2 separate regions of the Homo sapiens genome follow, and region 1 is linked to region 2. A link is an interaction called in ENCODE POLR2A ChIA-PET data of the cell type or tissue named here. Cell type or tissue: PC-9. All regions are shown on one strand. Region 1 overlaps PLPP3 (phospholipid phosphatase 3). Region 2 overlaps LOC124904185 (a long non-coding RNA gene).

Evidence for each region. ChIA-PET counts read pairs that join two places held together with the same protein. Peaks named below come from ENCODE experiments on the same cell type or tissue, not always from the same donor. Only the 100,000 strongest peaks of a DNase experiment are listed, where the experiment ranks them.
Region 1: POLR2A ChIA-PET joins it to region 2 with 6 read pairs; 2 of 35 experiments call an interaction of 5 or more read pairs at or near these places.

The regions. Positions count from the first base shown.
Region 1 is chr1:56,515,031-56,520,030 of GRCh38, forward strand. All of the region lies in intron 4 of PLPP3 (phospholipid phosphatase 3), which reads right to left. Among named protein-coding and RNA genes, the nearest start is that of PLPP3, 62 kb to the right of the region's middle. RefSeq lists an enhancer at 1,605-1,754. In PC-9, no CTCF peak of the experiment used is centred here; DNase peaks (open chromatin) are centred at 1,551, 2,071 and 2,871; H3K4me3 peaks cover 2,110 bases; H3K27ac peaks cover 3,909 bases.
Region 2 is chr1:56,454,289-56,459,288 of GRCh38, forward strand. The region is part of intron 1 of LOC124904185 (a long non-coding RNA gene); the gene reads right to left. Among named protein-coding and RNA genes, the nearest start is that of LINC01767, 42 kb to the left of the region's middle. In PC-9, no CTCF peak of the experiment used is centred here; a DNase peak (open chromatin) is centred at 2,693; H3K27ac peaks cover 672 bases.

The DNA of each region.
Region 1 (5,000 bases), 61 kb after region 2:
TGTTTGGCCTTCCCTCAGCTATTCTTGGCAGTGGACAAGGGTGGGGTGCATAACAGACAGAGCACAGATTTTAATCAGGAAAACCTCCCTGAGCCTCCATTTTCTCACATATAAAATAAGTGTAGCAACCACTCTCTTAGAGGCTGTGGTCCAGGTTGGTTGATAATGTAGATCAAGAGGATAGCATGAAATACTACTCAACAAATAGGTGATTTTATTCTTTAATCACATTTCTTAATTTGGAGTGGCAAGATTTTCTAAATTCCCTTGCTGAAAAATCTGTAGGTCCTCGGAAAATGCTTGTTACGAGTCCTTCAACCATTCCCCCTGCCCCTGCATGCAGGCTTAGATCACAAGCCTTGGAAATCAAGGGTGGGGCAGAGGAAGGGCGTGTTTCCCAACCGGACAAAGCCCACATCTCCCCTTCCCCTGATTCAGATACTTAAGGTTGGAGCTTAATACAAGAAAAAAATAAATACACCATAAGAATTTGAGAAGAGAGGAAGAGACCAGTCATCAGAATAGCTCCAGAAAGGAAGGGAGTGCTTATGAATGAGAAAGGAGTAGGGAGCCAAGGGAAAAGAACGCCTTTGGGAAGCAGTCAGTCAGACATCACAGTAAGCAGATGAGAGCTTGTTCCCTGATATCCATCAGTTAACTAACACATTTATGGAGGAATGCCTCAAGGTCAGCACTGATCCTGGTGTCTGCAGCAGGGGATTTTGGGGAAAGCAGTGCAATAGTAAAGTGCATTTTGGGGTACAATAGCCCTGATTCCAGTCCTGGCTCTGTCACTTACTAAGTGGGTGGTCAGTTTACTTCTATAAGCCTCAGTCTCCTTCTCTGTAAAATAGGTAGAACAGTACTATCTCCTTCTCTGGGTTGCCAGGATCAAAGGAGATGACATGGAAAGGAACCTGTCCGGCACAGGACGGGCACTCAGGATACTTTTCAGAAATCCAGGTTACCTTTCTGCCCTGGTGAATGACATTTACTCAATGACTGTGGCAATTTCACCAAAACAAGTAAGTTTTGGTGAAACTTAAAGAAGAGTCGAGAATGAGATTGCACAATGACTTTCCATCCAGTGGCTACATCTGATATGAGAAAAAAGCCAGTAGCAACAGGCTTTGGGATTGATGAAAGGATACGATGACCTTCTCCATCCCACTCCAATTTCACTGCTGTCAAATGGATTGGATTTTGCCAGTGTAGAACCCAGTTCACACAAGCCACTCCAGGCCACAGGTTTGGGCCTCACTAGGATCAGTGAGTACATTCTGGAGCCTGGGGACAAGTAACTCTGGAGGCTCCATTTATTCCCACTCCACAGAAGACAGGTACAACTTATTCAAGAAAGGAAGTCAAACCCTGCTGATAGATGATGTCATCCCCCTATTCTAGACCAAAACACACTTTCCCAGATCAGAATACCCAGAGGGGCTTTAGTAAAGTCCTAGGTGCCCTGAAAGGGTAAGTAGAGCTGGACAAAACCTGAAAGTCTAATCATCTTGACCTCTTCTAGTCTACTGCTGACATTCTGGCTTATCTGCATTCACTTCCTCATCTGCATGAAGGCCTCTGGGCTAGAGAATCAGCCCTCTGAAACTACTTCCCAAGCCCCACAATGACACCGCAGAAAGTGATTTGCAGCCACAGCAACTAGATTGGAACCTTTTCTCTGCTACGTACAGCTTGTATATAATCTTAAAGGCCTTTTCTTGTATTAAGATTTCGCTTTCCGTTGCTAAAAAAAAAAAAAAAAATTGCTGATTGTGGATATGAGAAAAAGAAAGATGTATGTCTGTTTCCCATACCCCAAAATGATGTATGTAAGGCCCTGGCATGTAGAACTCACTCTGTCAGTGCAGTTCTCTTCTCCTTCTTTGTCCTACCTTCAGAACTAGGGTCTTGTGGAATTCCAACAAAACCTCCTTAGAAAGGTCCGACTGAACTTGAGGCTGTTCCTCTGGTCTGAACCAGCAGAGTCAGATGAGTGTGTGAGTCACATTCGTTCTTGCTAAGTCATTTGTGTTTCATTACATGATTTGCATACTGGTGGAACAGGTCTGTACTGTCCTCTCACTTCATTTCCATTGCTCTTGGGACAGCTCCGCTAAGAGTGAAAAGAAGGCTTTTGTCCTTCCTTAGGTCCCTGCCTACCCTCTTCCTGGAAGCCAGTCCAGACCACTGACACCCAGTGAGAAACTTTCTCCCTTCTCTAATTTCCTCTATGGCTTTCACTGGGCTCTGGTTCATGTGCCTGGTGGGTAGCTTGCAAACATATTGTAGAATCTCTCTGGAATGTTCTTTAACTACTTTCAGGACAAAAGAATTTTCGATTGACTTTTCCTTTAGAAGAAAATCCTATCTTATCTTCTGTCACTATCAGAGGGAGGAAAGAAAACCACCATTTTGCTGAGCATTGGTGTAGCCCCTGGGCCAGTAGTGCTTTAAATTACATTACCTGCAATTGTCACAATAATCCTGTTAGGTGGATACCACTGTGCCCATTCTACAGATGAAGAAATCAAGGCTAAAAGAAGCCACAGTACTTGCTCAAGGTAACCAAGAGATATGATGTACATTGAGTATATTTGCCTCTTTCTGAGTCTGTGCTCTAAGCACAGAACCGCCTGGCTTCCTTAGGGAATTACTGCTTCACATAAAGTCTTAGTCTTTTTATACTGGACCTCTGTCTTTGGAGAAAAGAGGCAGTTTGAGGGCAAAACACCAAAGGACAACCTCCAGGGGACATTTAGAACTTCAGACTCCTCTAATTCACCTGCACACACTTCCATCAACCTCCACATTTGAAACACAAGCGTACAGCTTTTGTAAGAGTTACAGTGGAATAATCTCTGACCTGATCTGAAGCTGAAGGGAGCCTAAGAGCTGACTCATTATACCTCATAGCAGAGGTGAGGGCCACTTCCATCCCCTGAGTCCACCCCTAAGCAGAGAATGCATCCAGCTGTTTGGCCACTATTTACTTCTCTGGCTTTCCACACAAAATTATGAGCTCTTTTGGTGTCCCCAGGCACTCACACAGGGTCTGTCACAGAAGAGGTACTCAGAAATAGATGGATGTGTGGTGGGGTGAGTGAATGATATAGGGAGAAAAAAGAGGAAAAACATCTGGTACAGATTCCCCTTGGAAACAACAATCTTGCTCCCCAAAGGAGTTTCTACAGCTGCTCCCAGGATCTGTGGGTACACCTCGTGGGCATACCAGACCCTAGGCTCCAGGGCGCCATACATGCTGAACAAAACCTCAATGGCTAACAAGCACAGCCCAGAGAAAGGGCTGTCAGAGCACAGCCACTTCCATTTCCTTGGCACCCAACAAACCCTCTGACACACAAACAGTTCTCCTGGGACAGCACAGTAAAGGGTCAATAGGGAGAGAGCTCAGCAAAGAGGGAGCAAAGACTTTCCCTACATTACACAGGCCCTTAGCAATCTATCAAGTCCGTGATGAGGAGACAAAAAAAGTTCTGATCAGAATGGAAAGGCGGATGGCCCGAGTGTCAGAAGACCTGAAATTCATTCATTCATTCATCTATCAAATATTTATTGCACACTTACTAGGTATCAGGCATTATTTTGGGAAGTAGGATATAGTAGTGAATGAAGAGACCAAAAAATCTCTCCCCCGGGGAATTTACAGCCTTTTTTAATCATTTATATATATATATATATATAGACAGGGTCTCACTATGTTGCCCAGGCTGATCCTGAACTCCTGGGCTCAAGCAATTCTCCTGCCTTGGCCTCCCAAAGTGCTGAGATTACAGGCATGAACAACTGCACCCAGCCAGAATTTATAATTTAGTTGGAAGAAACAAAAAAGCAAGTAAGTATGTAGTATGTCAGATGGTGAGACGTAAGGCTGCAAAGGGGCATAGGGAGAACAGTGTCAGAGGAGGGGGTTGTCATTCTAAACAGGGTAGTCAGGAAAGGCTTCTAAAGAAGGTGGGTGGGGGCAAGGTGCAGATTTCGGGGTGGGGTGCGGGGAGAACAGCAGCTAAGGAAAGGCCTTGACACAAAGTGGCTGCCTAATGCACCTGCAAAATGAGGAGCTGGGACTGATCCCAAAGGTATTTTCCACTCTCAAGCGTGCCCTCCATTCCCTGGTTCCTAGCAGCCATCCAAGCTGTACTGAACTGAATACCTGCAGTTCTCCAAATCACCTCCTCCTTTTCACCTTCACACATGTAGTTCTTCCAGTCTCCTCTATCTTCATGTGACTAACTACCTCTACTGCCACTCTCTGCTCCAGGTGAGCCTAGGGGTCATAATTCTGAGAGTCCGTAATATAACCTACATATCCCCTTGCCCCTGAGGGACAATGTATCAGACTATTATCATTGTGTACTGTTTCTCTAGACTAAATTATGCAAGGGCTGTAACCATCTCCCCATTCCCACTCCTAGCTGGTGCTTGGTGCATCATAGTCCCTCACTAAGCATATACCAAATGCTCAATGTTGGATGCACAGGTGAGTTCCTTAAGGGCAGGGCTCAGCACAACACAGCAGACATTCAGCTGCATGAATTGGTGTCTGCCCTGGTGTTGACATTTTATCCAGATAGCATGTCATCCTCAGTCTCCGACCATGGAGGTGCAGGGTCAATACAGACGTGGTCCTCTGGGGTTCAGGCCAGGGCTCAGAGGTATAAAGCATACTTTGTGCTTATATATGCTGTGGGTTTGTTTTTTTTTTTTTAATTAGAACTTGCATTAATCTCTAACAAGCCTTAACCTCACCCTTAAGCTTCTGTGTGCAGGATAATTTGGTGTTTGGGGCATGGTTTTTCCAAGCTCATCATTTGGCAAAATTTATTCATTGACCTAACATGAAGTGCCCTTAAAGTTATGGAGCCTCTAGAAGTGGCTGCTGTGAAAAGCCTGGAGTGGAGCTGGCTGGTGCTTCCGGTCTGCCATTCTCTGAACTCGATGGTAATGTAGGCCTAAGTTTGTCTTGATGGCTCCCCATC
Region 2 (5,000 bases):
ATGGTCTTGATCTCCTGACCTCGTGATCCGCCCGCCTCAGCCTCCCAAAGTGCCGGGATTACAGGCGTAAGCCACCGCGCCCGGCCTTAAGGCATACCACATTTCTTATGCTATTCTTCATGCTTTGAATGTATAACATATATATGTGTAATTACATAAATATATAATTCTACCTAAGAAGTATAGCTTGGAACAACTTTTCTAGAGACAATTTGGCAATACCTATCCATTTAAAATGCACAAATCTTTTAGCCTTAAAATTCCTCTTCTTATCCTAAGAGAATATTAAATTGTGCACAAAGATTTCTATACCACAGTGTTTATAATTTCTAAAGAAATTTTGAGTTTTGTCAATAAAGAATTGAGTAAATTTTGATAAATCCTTGCAATGGACTATTATGAATATTATGTTATTAAAAAGAATATGGTAGATTTTTTATGCATTGACAGTGGAAAATATCTATAATACAAATTTAATTTAAGAGGGCAGGAGGACTGTGTATCATTTAGAGATTGTATCCAAGTACCAAGTACAAGTCATAGAAGACCTGACCGCAGTGACATAAAATCACAGAGGATTATTCTCCAGTGATAAGGAAGGCCTGAGGAAGGTCAATCAGGTCTGGCATGGCTATTCCATTAAGTTATCATGATTCATGTGCCTTTCCCTCGGTGTCCAGTGTGTGGTTGCCTCCTCAGGGTCACTTCATGGCTTAAGATGATTGCTTCAGGCTGGGTGCAGTGGCTCAGTCTATAATCCCAGCATTTTGGGAGGCTGAGGTGGGCAGATCACCTGAGGTCGGGAGTTCGAGACCAGCCTGACCAACATGGAGAAACCCCATCTCTACTAAAAACACAAAATAAGCTGGGTGTGGTGGTGCATGACTGTAATCACAGCTAGTCAGGAGGCTGAGGCAGGAGAATCGCTTGAACCTGGGAGTCGTGGATTGCAGTGAGCCGAGACTGAGCTATTGCACTCCAGCTTGGACAACAAGAGCGAAACTCCATCTCAAGAAAAAAAAAAAAAAAAAAAGTTGATTGCTTCACATCTGTTCTGTAGTCCAGAAGAAAGAGGGCAAAAAAAAGCATAAAAAGACACACCTCTCATCCAAGAAAGCTACTTCTATGGTGCTCCACAACATGTCTTCTGTTCTGTCAACGGCCAGATATTAACCACATGGACACATCTAGCTGAAGGGGAGGCTAGGACATGTTGTCTTTATTTTAGGCGGCAATGTATTCAGCTAAAAGTCAAGACTGCACTAAATGTGTGTGTGTGTGAGTGTGTGTAGAAGGCAATGCAACATATGTGCTTATATGAGTATAGAATAAAATCTAAAAGCATATATGCATAAAAGATGGTTATATCTAGGAAGTCAAATTAGAGGGTATTCTTTCACTTTCTACTTCATAGCACAGTGAGTTCATAAATTATTTTTGGCCGGGCATGGTGGCTTACACCTGTAATCCAAGCACTTTGGGAGGCTGAGGCAGGGGGATCACTTGAGGTGAGGAGTTCGAGACCAGCCTGGCCAATATAGTGAAACCCCATCTCTACGAAAAATACAAAGATTAGCCGAGGGTATGTACACCTGTAATCCCAGCTACTCAGGAGGCTGAGGCAGGGGAATCGCTTGAACCCAGGAGGGAGAGGTTGCAGTAAGCTGAGATTGTGCTATTGCACTGCAGTCTGGACTACAGAGCAAGACTCTGACTAAAAAAAAAAAAAAAAAAAAAAAATTCAACAAAATTTTATTATTCTTAGAACCAGGAAAAAATAAATAAAGCTATCTCAATTTTGAAGAAAAAAAGAGATTATGGTGTTAAAAAAAAAAAAACCCAAAAGTCCTATAATGTAAACCAGAGTGCATTATGTAATTAGCAAGAATATTTTATGCCAGGGTTTGAGTATATAAATACAGAATCATTCAATTATTAAACATTCTTAAAGTCTTCAGAGTGTGGCAGACATTAAATAAGGAAAAGACCAAATGCAAGCAACATGAAAACCTCTTTTCTAATCTAAAGAAATTAGAGACCATTGGCAATACTCTTATCATGATTCACTGAAGACTTTTTTTTATAAACATGTGCTCTCTCCATGAAGATTCATTCAATGACATTAATTGAGTATCCATCTGGGCCACGTAATTTATTAGACCCTTTCTATATTTTCTCATTTAACTCTGGGGAAAAAAACGCTATTGGGTAGATACTATTGCCCCATATTATAGATGAGGAAACCAAGGCTCAGACTGGTGAAATTAGTCACTCAGCCAAGTTCAGCTCGACCCTAGATCTATCTGACTTCAAAGCCCATGGGGGATGCTTTTCAGCTGAATCAGCCCCAACCCCTCCTCTGGAAGCCAAGGCTGATAAATGATAAATAATCCTCACCCGAGTTTCCACGTCTCATACCTTAGGAGCCTCAGAGTCTGAGTCTTTCTAAAATTAGGTCGATCGCTTCCTTCCTTACGTCGAGCCAGTTTTAAATATAGGCTCTCCTATCCATCTTCCTTGCTCTGCTATGTTTCCTCTGCACTCCATGGTCCATCAGATCCCAGTAGTATTTTTCCTATTGCCTTTTAAACTTCCTTTGGGCGTCTGATTTGTTACTCATTTTGGACCCACTATGCTGGGAACTTGTTCATGGTTCTCCGTCCCTGTCAGCTCTGACGCAAGTCAGGAAAAGCCTCCCAGGTATTAGTCATCCCTGCTCTGGGATGTCATGCAGCCCCTAGAAGGTGACCTCTAGCTAATTTCCTGGAGGCAGCAGGTATGATGGAGAGAGGCTGGGCTTTGAACTCAAACAGATTTGGATTTGAATCTTAGCTGTGCCATATTTCTGAGTCTTAGTTTCCTTGTTTCTAAAATGCAGGTGAGAATACATCTTTTCCAGGCCAAACATGAGCATTATTGAGATAATCTAAGTATTTTTATAACCTGGAACCTGAGAATTGTTTAATAACTTTTAATCACTTTTATTATTTAGCTTGTTTCCAGTTTTCTTGACTGAAAAAGCCCCAAATGTTTACCTTGTAGCTAGTGAACATTCACATCAATTATAATTATGGCTACAACTACCTAGCATAACAGTTAAATGCACAAGCTCTTAGCATAGACTGCCTGAGTTGGAATCTCAGCTCCACCACTTAGTAACCATGTGATTTTAGGCTTTTACTTAAACCCTCCAAACTTGTTTTGTCAACTGCAAAAAGAGTTTTATGATGCGCCGACCTCATGGGTGAGCAATTGGAATAATGCCTTGCCCATTATAATCCCTCCATTGGTGTGAGCTGTTATTATGACTGTTACCATGCATTGAGCTCCTTCAAATGCCAGGCCCTATGTTAAATTCTCATGCATTCTCCCATTTTCACAATGGGTTATATTATTCCCACCTTTGAGCAGGGGAAACTGATTCACAGTGGGAAGGTGACTTGCCTCAGATCCCACAGCTAATAGGAGGAAGAGGCTGGATTCATGTCAGGCTGTGTCAACACCAGAGCCCCTTTTTCACTCCACCATTAGGTTATCTCTCCCGACTTCCAGCTCATTCTCCAAGGAGCCCCCTTGGCTCCTTCGCAACTTCCTATCCTGATATCCAGGGACATTTCCACATTAATCTCGGTTTCCTTTGCTATTTATGTTGTTACCTTGCCCATGCTGTATCACAAGGGTTATTAGTCAGAAATTGTGTGTCAGTGGTTATGACCCTAAAGGAAACATTCCGGAACTCCCACCAACCCTTCCCTGATCTCAGCTCATGAATAACAGACTATTTATCAGTGGGCAGAATACAACCTATTGTTGGAGTATAAAGGAACAGCGACCAGGTTAGAAGGCCTCCGTACAAGATGTGTGCCTCAAGGACCTGCTGAGTAAGCTGGTGAACACGTGGCTTTTGGAAAACAGGATGACGCCAGCCCAAATTGCTGACAGGTCAGCCCCGCTTGCTGTGAACTGAGTCTTCTAGGAACAGGGATGCATTGCCCCAGAGAGAGTCATGCATTCACCTAATGACAAGTAAAAATGAAAATTGTAGCAGCTACCATCTGAGTGCTCCCCATGTGCCAAGGAGGCGCTACATACACCTCCAGGTGTCAGCCCTCACCACTCCCTGCCTTGCTCTTTTTGAGCCAAGAATCCCAAACAACCCAGAGCCCTCTACAGGCTCCATGCTAGTTCTTGCCTCCGTGCCTTTGCCATTCATTCCTCCATTCAACAGACATATTTACTATGTGTCGCTTATGGGTTGAATTGTGTCCCTCCAGCATTCATATGCTGGAGTCTTAACACCTGATATCTCAGAGCATGATCTTATTTGGAAACACAGTCATTGCAGGTGCAATAAAATGAAATATGCTGGGCCCCTAATTCCATATGAATTGTGACTTTATAAGAAGGGAAATTTGAACATAGACACACACTCACAGGTGAAATGTCAATGTGAAGATGAAGGCAGAGAGTGGAGTAATGTGACTATAAGCCAAGGAACACTGAAGGAACCACTAGGAGCTAGGAGGGAGGCAAGGAACAGAGTCTCCCTCATGGCCCCTAGAAGAAACCAGCCCTGCCCACACCTTGATCTTGGACTTCTAGCTTCCAGAACCGTGACAGTTAATATTGAGTGTCAACTTGATTGAACTGAAGGATGCAAAGTATTGTTCCTGGGTGTGTCTGTTAGGGTGATGCCAAAGGAGAATAACATTTGAGTCAGTGGAATGGGAGAGGCAGACCCACCATTGATCTGGGTGGGCACCATCTAATCAGCTACCAGCAAGGCTAGAATAAAGCAGGCAGAAGAATGTGGAAGAGGCAGACTTGCTGAGTCTCCCAGGCTTCATCTTTCTCCCATGCTGAATGCTTTCTGCCCTTGAACATCAGACTCCAAGTTCTTCAGCTTTTAGACTCTTGGACCTACACCAGTGGTTTGCCAGGGGCTCTTGGACCTTTGGCCACAGACTGAAGACTGCACAGTCATCTTCCCTACTTTGAAG